Regions from separate parts of the Homo sapiens genome. Here region 2 is linked to region 1. Evidence: chromatin contacts called from ENCODE Hi-C or POLR2A ChIA-PET data. All regions are on one chromosome and are shown on one strand. The core of a region is the stretch at or near the end of the contact, and the rest is flanking DNA. Distances in the headings are between cores, read along the strand shown. Region 1 overlaps ARHGAP10 (Rho GTPase activating protein 10). Region 2 overlaps ARHGAP10 (Rho GTPase activating protein 10).

Region 1 (5,449 bases), core at 1,164-3,663:
GTTTTATATATATATTTTTAAGTGTATGGATACACAAAGAAGCATCCTCATACACTAGAATTACATTAATACCCTTTATAGTAGACCCAAAGCATGTAACATCATGAGCATCCAATAAATATTTTCTTACGCCAATCTCATGTCTTTAACTATACCTTACGTTATACTTTCTACCCCTAAATTCACTCATAAGTTTGAGCACCAAATCTCTGTCTAATGGACTTATCTTGAACAGATAACTACAATTCACCATGTGACAAACTGAACTCATCTTACTCCTCCCCCAAACCCCTTTGTTCCTTCCTTTTATTAGTGACACCCATATTGTCCCAGGATTGAATCTCTATCACACCTTCCCCAAGACCCCTTACAAACCCAGTCCCCGGGTTTTGCCTATTCCACCTCACCAAATGATGCTGTCCACCCTGGAACTCCCCATTCTCACTCCCATGCCCTTCGACTATGCCAAATAACCTCTCTCCTAGCCTTTCATTCCTCTACTTCCTACTGCAAATCCTGCTGTCAGATTAAGTTTTGTGAAGCAGTTTACTTGAAAACTATGAGTGGCCCCAGTACCTATAAAAGTAAATGCAAAAGTCCTAAAGCGGCATTCTCAACCTCCCACACCTGGCCCGAATCTCTTTCCAATCTCATCTCCTGCCATTTGCCCATGTTCCAACAAGAGCTGCATTCCCAGAACACGTACCTCCTCTCTGTGTTTCTCTGATTACATGGTCTCCCATACCCGAAATGTCCTCTTAAAACATCTCCACCTGTTCAAACTCCATTATAAAACTGATTCAAAACACTTACTGGGGAAACTTTCCAGATTCCCTGCAGCTGAACATAAACTCTCCTCTGAAGTCTCCGCCACTTTCTCGCTCATTCTCTCTCTGTCTCTCTCTCAAAGCGCTTATTCTCTGCCATATCTTGTAGCTACTTTTGGACATTTCTTCTTTCCCCTACTGGACTGTCTTTACTTCCCCCAAATCTCACACCATGAATGACTCACAGCAGGCACTGGGGGAAAAAATGCACCAAATTAATGCATAACAAGTATACTCTGTTAAGAACAGAACTTATGCAAAACTCACAAATCCTAAGGCACAACCCCAATTTGAAAATCCTTGAAAAGTTCACAGCACCCTTTGCCACCTGGGAAATAAAATTTTCTCGTTAACAAAGGAAGAAAGACCTTAATAATATTTTGGCCCAGGAACTCTTTTTTTTTTTTTTTTTTTTTTGAGACAGAGTCTCGCTCTTGTCACCCAGGCTGGTGTGCAGTGGCGCAATCTCAGCTCACTGCAACCTCCACCTCCTGGGTTCAAGCAATTCTTCTGCCTCAGCCTCCTGAATAGCTGGGATTACAGGTGCCCGCCACCACGCCTGGCTAATTCTTGTACTTTCTTTTAAGTAGAGATGGGGTTTTGCCATGTTGGCCAGGCTGGTCTCGAACTCCTGACCTCAGGTGATCTGCCCGCCTTGGCCTCCCGAAGTGCTGAGATTACAGGCATGAGCCACCATGCTCAGTCTACATCTTTATTATGTGTAAATAAAGCTAAAACATATGGATTAAGTTTCCTATAAAGTATACACAGATTTATAAAAACAGCAAGGAGGCTAGGAAAAATTGTCATCTCCAAAGCAGATTAACTAGGAGCCTTTTTCTAACTCCGAAATTCATCTAGAGCAATCTTGCTTTAATTACATGTTGAAGTTTCCTCTTTGCTTTAGTGACTTTCCTGGAGTCAACATTTTTCACATTCTTAGGGAGGAAAAACAAATAACTGAGGAAAAGAAAATGACTTCCTTCTCGCCATTTTTCGCCTGTCAGAGCCACTGTCAGTGACACACATAGGCCTCTTCCTTTCCTCCCCAGTTTAACCTTCCTTTTTTGCACCCTCCCCCCACCGCCATCCATTACTGTAATGTTTTCCTTTCTCAGACTACTCTTTTCAACTTTTCCTGTCCTTACTCCCTCTCTCGTTTTCATCTTGTCCTGAAACACTAAGAGGGACTAGATCCTTCCCTCCCCACTCTACAGTCAAATGTTAGGATCCTCTGAAGGGTATACTTAGGTCAGCTGCCAGGGAAACCCGTGGCTAACATAGATCCACGCATCCATATGAAGTTTTCCTGCACAAGCACCCTTGTCAGCAAAAATATTCTTCCTCATAGCAGAGCCTGGACTCTGCAGTGAAGTCCAACTGAGCAGGAACAAAGAGCCAGGAGTGGGAGTAGAAGTGTTCAAAGATGAAATGGGAGAGACAAGGCGAGGTAATGGGGAAATTTAGGTTCTCAGAACTGTTAACTAATCCAAACTGACATCCCCCATCTCCAACCCTCCAACCCTGCCACACAACCCTGCTTCCAACCCTAAACCCAAGCACACAGTGAAGAATCTGAAACTCGATGTCCATTGCTCCCTTCTGAATAGAAAGCCTGAGAGCACTTAATTAACGTTGGTTGTGCATTCATAGAACTATCTAGCCACAGAAAGGAAGAGAAGGAAAACCGAAAGACCTCTGCTTAGCTCTATAAAGCTCTGAAAGCGAGGCCACTTTCGTCTGCTGTAACTATTGTAACAGGCTTGCCGACGCTACTGGAAAATTCCTGTAAGATTTATTAACAAGGTGAAAGCAGCACTATCTACTTCCCAGCAGACAAATCATGTACTTATCTCCCCAGCTTCAAAAAGGGAAGAAAACAGGCAGTTGCAGCATGAAATGGAGATCCTTTTATCCAAGAGCAAGACCCAGAGCCAGTATTTTCACAAATAAATTGCATAAAGGTTTCCTAATTAGGATTTAATCAAATGATTGTTGAGCTACTGTAACATTGTCTCAAAGCTTGTAGTCTAATTATTTTTCTTTCTAAAAATGAACAGTAGCCATCTTTCCATGAGCTGTCTGGATGGCTTAGTGCACACTAATGAGGCTTAATAACAGTTTGACAGGATCATAAAAGGAGGCATAAATTCACCACCACTGGCAAAAAAAAAAAAAAAAAAAAAGGCAAAACAAAACTTCTCACATCCATAAACAAGCTGCTTTTACCATAATGGTAAAGAAAATCCCCAATCAGCTTTCAAGCTTATCTTTTCCATGAGAACCCAACATTAGCAACAAGCTAGAACTGCTCCAGCAAACAGCCAATGCAACAAGTACCCAAGAAATACTCTTGCTATGCCTTCCCCAAAGGGACTACATTTCTGTTTGCCTGTCTCTTTCCCAGTCCTTCAACCCCCTCAAAATGTATTGAATTCATTATTTCACTCCATAAGTATTAACACCTAATATGTACCAGGTATTACTATAAGTGGACAAAAAGATCTCTGGCCTCAAGGATCTTAGCAGAGAGAAACAGACAAGAAAATAAGTTATGTAACATATTAGACTGGGGTACGTTTATAGGATCCGAGTCCCAAAACATGGCTTCCGCCCCCAGATGACGACCTGCTTTCCCACAGGAGCTGGAATATTCATCTGCACATCCGGCACCTACTACATGTCTGGCATATGATGCAATCTCAATTTAAAAAAATCTTTTTAATAAACAAATGAGTGACCAAGCATTCTAACAGTTTTCAAGCTCCCCATCTTAGAGGCAGAAGTCAGGAATGTTATTAGCAAAGTGCTCATCTACAGGTGACTGAAGAAAAAAAAATCTAAAAGTTCTTGAAAGAAAATAATGTGGTATTTAAAATCATGTTTTCCCTTGATTACAGAGAAACAAGTAAGAAAGCAAGTCACTTAAGAGATTATTCATTTTAAACCAGAAATACTTAACCTACAGTCCACAGATTCAGGAATGCAGGTGAGCCCACTGAAACTGTTAGAACAATTAAGGGGAAAGAAGGATTTATGTGCATTTATCTGGGTTACTAACAAAAGGGGTAATAACTTCTGTCAGCTTCTCAGCAGCCTGTGATCCCAAGAAGATTGAAAAGTACTGCCCTAAAGAATAAGTGTTTTTAAAAACTGTATTTACATCCTTATAAAAATAAAGGTACACTTTTAACTATGAGTCAGCAGCATTTTTCTTAATAAGTGGAAGCTTTACTTTGAGGGGGCTTGAGACAGCGGGAGAGAGGCAGGCCCTCAAGGTGGTCCTATTGAGAACAGCACTCCGAAAGCATCCTAAAACCATTTTTTCCTTATGTTCCCCCATAGATTATCTCATCCCTACATATAAATGAAGCCCAGCTAAACTGAATAGACACCAGCTCCTTGCAATTCTCAATTCAAACACAAACTGCCATGGGCCAGCTCTAACACCAACAAATGCCATACTCAGGTCTTGTTTTAACTCTTATGAACAAAACCCTCTCAAATATTAATGAAACCTTCTTTTCGTGTTCCAGACTGAAGTCCTCTCCTAAGTTCTTAATAAAGAAGAGACGTTTCCTCCCTAGATTAGCAGTTCTTCTTGCTGGCTACTTATCATAATTCTTGGGAAGGCAAAAATTTAACAGAATACGCATGGCTATGCAGCCACTTACAAGAGGCCCTCAGGTGATTCTGATTTGTTGGGGTTGAAAATTATTGCTCTAGATTGGTCCTTTACAGAAAAGCCTTGCAGATCCCCCAGGCAGTACATAGTTATGCCTTGCGGGCTATCTGGTCTCTGTTGCAAGTACCAGACTCTTCTGTTGTATCGTAAGAGTAGCCATAGACAATATCTAATCAAGGAGAAAATAACAGTAATTTGGGAAAGTGATCCCAAAGTGACAATCATAAACAGTACTTATTTCTAGTAGTTAATATGCTGAGTGGGTATGGTGGGAGGGAAGAGTATATTAAAGCAGTTTCTGCTCACCCCAACATGGATCACCTGGGTCAACCCCATCCACCACACCCCAGGAATATTTACCCTTCCCTGCTCCCCAGATGCAATGCCTAAGCATATTTGAAGAGTTTACCCTTCCCCAATTTCTCCTCCTTTACTTGTCATTCACAACAGCTAGGTGTAACCAGAAAGACTCTTTGCAAGGCAGGCGGTTTCCCAGGTGCAGAGCAGGGGCTGGCTTCACTGCCCCTCAACCCCTACTCTCAATGATGCTCATGGTCCTCTGGCCCCATCTCACATCCCTTCAACCTTATTTGCCTTATTTTCTCTTGTAAGTTGCAAAGCCCTAACTTTATCAAGAGTACAGGGTTGCTGTGCCACACAGAATTTGAGTGAGAAATCCAAAGATGGGAATAAAAGCAACAAAAGTCCTAAATAGTTCACAATTGCCTTGATATTCACTTACATCTGGATTAAATGCTTCTTCATTAAACCAGGGAGATAACAAAAGACCAGATAAATTTCAGATTTATGGAACTCCATCAGAAGACAGAAGCTCAATGAGAACTTCTTAGAACCAAGCTCATCACAGTGAGAATGAAAGAATTTTTTTAAACAGAGAGAGAGAAAAGGGAAATCTAAGAGGATCGTTGTGTAGTAC
Region 2 (5,693 bases), core at 2,544-5,043, 48 kb before region 1:
ACCTGCCAACACCATGTTTCCACAAAATCTGTGTTCCAATAGACCACTCTGGCCAATAGCAAACTACTTATCTGCCTAAAAAATCCTCTGCTGCCTGGACTATTATCCACAGCTGGATTTACTGTCATCTGTCATTGTTCAGATGTAAGAAGGTTGTGGGGTGGTGGGAACAGGAGAGCAGTTAAATTGAGAAGTCCGATAACAGTGAAGGAGAGAAGAAAAGCCAGGAAATATGACTCCACTGGAAAAATAAAAAAAATGGCACCTGTGACATTTAAAACAGCTCCCTGGCTTACCTACTAATATGTTTGATGTTTACAAATATGGCAGATGCCTCTAGGATGTCACCAGAATAGAAAACCAAACCATACACACAGCCAGTATATCCAAAGCATAAATTAGCAATGAAAAAGTTATATCCCAACAACTGGTGATGGACAGATGAAAACCTTCCAAACAGACCCTCTTACAGGATCATACTGACTGGAACAGCGCAAATGCTGAAAACTGCCCCACCTCTTTCCTCCAGTTTGAAGTGAGGGTGTTGGGGAAAGGGTGTGGGGGGTGAGGTGTGGAGGCAACCCCAAACTGCAGAGCCAGACTACCAAGCAAAATGAGACCCTGCAGAGGACTGATCTCAGTCCTTCCCAGCACCTCAGTCCAAATCTCAGGGCTGGGTCCAACCCGGGTTGGTCTCCAGAAGACTTAAGGCACTGTTTAGCTCACATCAGAATATCTGGGAATGAGTAACAGGCTTTGGAGTCTGTTTTGTTTTCTTTGGTTTACATCTTAAAGCTCCTCAGGTGATTCTTTTGTGTAGCCAAGACTAAGAAACAGTGATTTAGATATAGGTATTCTACAGCTATTTTACACTTATCTTGGATGAACAAAAGTCAAAATCAAAACACCAGAAAATGGGAGTGTAAATGAGTTCAACCACTGTGGAAGACAATGTGGTGATTCCTCCAAGATTTAGAAACAGAAATATTAATACCATTTGACCCAGCAATCCCATTACTGGGTATATACCCAAAGGAACGCAAATCATTCTGTTATAAAGATACACGCACGAGTATGTTTGCTGCAGCATTATTCACAATAGCAAAGACATGGAATCAACCCAAATGCCCACCAATAATAGACTGGATAAAGAAAATGTGGTGTATATATATTAGAATACTATGCAGTCATAAAAAGGAACAAGATCCTGTCCTTTGCAGGGACATGGTTGGAGCTGGAAGCCATTATCCTCAGCACACTAATGCAGGAATAAAAAAAAAAACAAAAAACGCATGTTCTCACTTATAAGTAGGAGCTGAACAAAGAGAACCCATGGACACCTGGGGTGAACACACACTGGGGCCTGTCAGCGGGGCAGGGGGAGGGAGAGCATCAGGAAGAATAGCTAATGCATGCTGGGCTTAATACCTAGGTGATGGGTTGATACGTGCAGCAAACCAGCATGCCACACGTTCATGTAACAAACCTGCAAATCCTGTACATGTAGCCCCAGAACTTAAAAGCTGAAGGGAAAAAAAACACCAGAAAAATTATTTCATAAAATTTGTCACTGTACATATATAATCAATTCCTTGAACCTTGCCAAGCCCTGAGGTATAAAATATGTCAAAGATTCTAAATACACACCACACCCTCAATAAGCTCTATGTTGTATAGGCTGAATATCCCAAATCCAAAAATCTGAAATCTGAAACACTCCAAAATCTGAAACTTTTGAGCGCTGACATGACATTCAAAGGAAATGCTCATTGGAGCATTTTGAATTTCAGATTTTCAGATGTGGGATACTCAACTATTACACATAATGCAAATATTCAAAGCTCAAAAAAAATTGAAATTCATAACACTTCTGGTCCCAAGCATTTCCATTAAGGGATACTCAACCTGTATTAGCATTTCAGAAAGCTAAGCTATCATCCCGATTAACACAGGTAGCAAATCACAGATGCTCATCTGAGACAGCACTATCCTGGCTTTTAAATCTTAACAGCTATGGAAGGTTAGGTTAGACGTTTTTTGTTTTTTGTTTTGTTTTTTTTTTTTTAGGTGGAGTCTCACTCTGTCACCCAGGCTGGAGTGCAATGGCGCGATCTCGGCTCAGCTCGGCTTGGCTAACTGCAACCTCCACCTCCTGGGTTCAAGCGATTCTCCTGCCTCAGCCTCCTGAGTAGCTGGGATTACAGGCACGCACCACCATGCCCAGTTAATTTTTGTATTTTTAGTAGAGATGGGGTTTCACCATGTTGGTTAGGCTGGTCTCTAACTCCTGACCTCGTGATCCGTCCGCCTCTGCCACCTAAAGTGCTGGGATTACAGGTGTGAGCCACCATGCCCATGCCGGGCCAGACTTATTTCTTAACACAGTGTATCTCATTTTCTCATGTGCACAATGAGAACCATAATGCCTGTACTACAGGGATTAAGTGACATAATGTTTATAAAGTGTTCAGTACAGTCCCTGGCACACAGTAGCCAGAAATAAATAGTAGCTATTTGTATTCATAATATAATTGTAACAGCAAATAATTACAAAAATGAATTCAGACCTCATGACTCCACTCAACTGCTATTTTAGAGGGCACTAATTTCTTGGAGTCTTGAATATTCCCCAAATTCAGTGCTCTGAGCCAAGTTATTCTAAAGTGCTCTGGAAAAGGACATCAAGTAACAGGCTAAAGAAAAGTAACAAGTGGAGCACCTTTTCAAAATTCCCAAGTAACCTGGAATCAAACAACTGTTTCCTGTATTTATTTCTGCACTTTAGCACTGAAATTTTGGATATAAATTACTTCCTAATTCATTGAATACATTTAACATTTAACAAACACCTACTAGGTAGCAAGCTTTCTCATAAGCAGTTTAATAATCTCAACAGCCTTTGAGGTAAGTACTGTTCCACACATTTTACAAATAAACAAAGCTCAAAAATTAAACAATTAGCACAAGTCTCCACGGTTTCAAAATGGTAGAGTTGGCATCTGAAGTTGGCTTTCATTCCAAAGTCACTGCTGCCAAACTATAAAAATATTATAGGTTTATGAAACAAACAACATTTAATTCTTAGGGAAAAATACTACCAGCTAGTACTGTCTTATATCTGTTTAGAAAGAGTAAAATGGGGAATAGCTACATAAATTCACCATCCCCTTCTACATGTTCTGAGAATGCATTACCTTTATGTGCATTTACTTTGTCTTCCAGTGCCCCCAGTTCTGAAGCCTTTTTTTTTTTTTTTGTGGATACAAAGCCATGCTCTGATGGTCTCTCTGAAACACCAGGAATGACTTAAAGGGACACTGTTTTTAGATCTACAAGAAGAGGAAATAGTAAAACTGTTTACTTTAAAATTCTGACCTGTGATTTTGGCTATCAAATTCTAGAAGATAAAATGTAGCTTATCTTGTTCTACATTGCCAAGATGTGTATATAATATATACACAAACATAATACTGATTTGCCAATTCTGGAACTACTGCCTGGATGCAAATTCCTCTTAGTGCCCAGGTCTCTTTCTAAGATTGCCCAGCTCTCCCAACTTTCCTGGCATCAAACCTCTCATTGCCTTTGTTCTAAGAGAGATGAACTCATCTTAAGCAATATTGAGAATCAAGAGATTACATCTATTCAAAACTTTTTCCCCACAGGGTGAAAATTTCTTCACAGCACCTACGTATTTACAACATAAGAAAAACTCAAGTCTGACAATCCAATGACAAAAAACACTCCACGCGTAGGCATGCCAGGTAAGGAAGTGCTTGCTTACTCGGGTCTCCTAAGAGTGCCAGCACAAACAGAAGTCTGGCACCGCTGTTCAGAGTGACAGATTCCTCAGACACAACACAATGGATGTTTATGCTCATGGGACTCAGCCATTTATATAAATCCCTCCCCAAGTCCTTCATGCTCTGTTACCAGGGACCACATGTGGAAATGACTACACCACTTCTGCCAGAAATACTTTGCCAATAACAGGATATAAGATGGTCTCTGCAAATTTTGCTTTAGCACACAACTTAAACCTGCTGCATTTGATTGAACTGAATTAATAAATACTTAAGTCCACAGTATCTATCTATGTAATGATATCACACTTCCTCTCCCTGAATTCCTTTACATACACACACATATATATATATATATATATATATATATATAGTTACTGGCTCATAACTGTCACAGCTCTCATTATAATGTTGGGATGCTTTAGGCCTTGGAAGCAGGCCTCAGAAAACAGAATCTCTCTCTGCTCTCCCCAAAGTAGGTATCTTCCCCTGCATTAAAGAGCTGGCCTTCCTGGCTTACCTATTAATTATTTATATTAAAAGAAAAAGTAGCACACAACCTTTGATACAAGTGAGGGGGTATCAGGTACTGTCTATACCTGGTAAACATAGTTTTACTTGTTTAGTTTTGGAATGAATTATTTGATGTATAATGATTTGATGTTGCTTTGACTTAAATTTAATCAGAGATTTTATTTTGGAATCTTCTATTAAAAAAATAAATTCTCTGACCTTCCTTGTCTGACTTTAGGTCGTAAGACCTCCATTTCGGAAGGCATCTCGCTCTATATTCTGGAGGAGGGAATGCTGCACAGAGAGGCCAAGAAGAATCTGAACAGTCAGGCATTGCTGGGTTTCTCTTTCAGTCCATTAGCATTAGATCAGACCCTTTTTGTACAATTATATTTCTGCTTGATGATCAATCATGCCCATCCAATGAAGTCTCCATAAAAGGCGATTCTCCTGCCTCAGCCTCCCGAGTAGCTGGGATTACAGGCATGTACCACCACGCCCAGCTGGTTTTTTTTTTTTTTTTTTTTTTAATAGAGATGAGGTTTCACCATGTTGCCCAGGCTGGTCTTAAACTCCTGGCCTCAAGTGATCTGCCTGCTGCAGCTTCCCAAAGTATGCAATGTCCCTTATAACAAATCAGTAAATGTGTTTGAGCTCTGTGAGCCACTCCAGCAAATTAATCAAAACCAAAGCAGGGGTTGTGGGAACCCCAAGTGGAAGCCAGTCAGAATTTCTGGAGGCCCGGACCTGCGACCAGCATCTGAAAAGGGGGCAGTCTTGGGGACTAAGCCCTCAATCTGTGGCATCTGGCACTACCTCCAGGTAGACGGTGTTGGAACTGAATGGGAGGACACCTAGCTGGTGCTTGCTGCAGAGCTGACTGCTTGCTTGGTGTGTAGGAAAAACCCCCACACATCTGGACACAAAGGTTTTCTGTGTTGATTGTTGTGTTATAAGAACAGAGAAAAAAACAATTTGCATTTTTTCCCTCAATTTTTTTTTTCTTTCAGAGACAAGGTCTTGCTCTAATTGCCCAAGATAGAGCGCAGTGGCACAATCACAGGTCGCTGCAGCCTTGAACTCCTGAGCTCAAGCAATCCTCCTGTCTCAGCCTCTTAAGTAATTAGGACTTTAGGCGCGTGCCACCACAACCAAGTAATTTTTAACGTTTTTGTAGAGACAGGGTCCGTTTTGTTACCCAGGCTAATCTCAAACTCCTGGTCTCAAGTGACCCTCCCACCCCAGCCTCTCAAAGCACTGGGATTACAGGTATGAGTCACTGCATCCAGCTCCAGTAATTCTTTTTTAAAAAGATGTTTCTACTAACATGTTCACTGGTCTTTATTATGATAGAAGATTATGTTTGTATATTCCTAT

The links. A loop is a pair of places that touch in the nucleus more often than their neighbours do. ChIA-PET counts read pairs that join two places held with the same protein, here RNA polymerase II (POLR2A). Pooled maps may share reads with other maps.
Region 2: POLR2A ChIA-PET joins it to region 1 with 20 read pairs in BJ. The contact joins two enhancer-like sites. A Hi-C loop is called at or near these places in 1 of 50 pooled maps. POLR2A ChIA-PET finds 5 or more read pairs at or near these places in 4 of 52 experiments (BJ, IMR-90, activated naive CD4-positive, alpha-beta T cell and 1 more).

What each region holds. Positions count from the first base shown.
Region 1 is chr4:147,966,889-147,972,337 of GRCh38, reverse strand. The region is part of intron 18 of ARHGAP10 (Rho GTPase activating protein 10); the gene reads right to left. Among named protein-coding and RNA genes, the nearest start is that of MIR4799, 190 kb to the right of the region's middle. Within about 2 kb of position 2,413, at least 2 of the 41 ENCODE cell types and tissues checked have a DNase peak (open chromatin) inside an H3K27ac peak, as active enhancers do; they include endothelial cell of umbilical vein, where a contact is called at or near this core.
Region 2 is chr4:148,016,136-148,021,828 of GRCh38, reverse strand. All of the region lies in intron 18 of ARHGAP10 (Rho GTPase activating protein 10), which reads right to left. Among named protein-coding and RNA genes, the nearest start is that of MIR4799, 240 kb to the right of the region's middle. Within about 2 kb of position 3,793, at least 6 of the 41 ENCODE cell types and tissues checked have a DNase peak (open chromatin) inside an H3K27ac peak, as active enhancers do; they include endothelial cell of umbilical vein, where a contact is called at or near this core.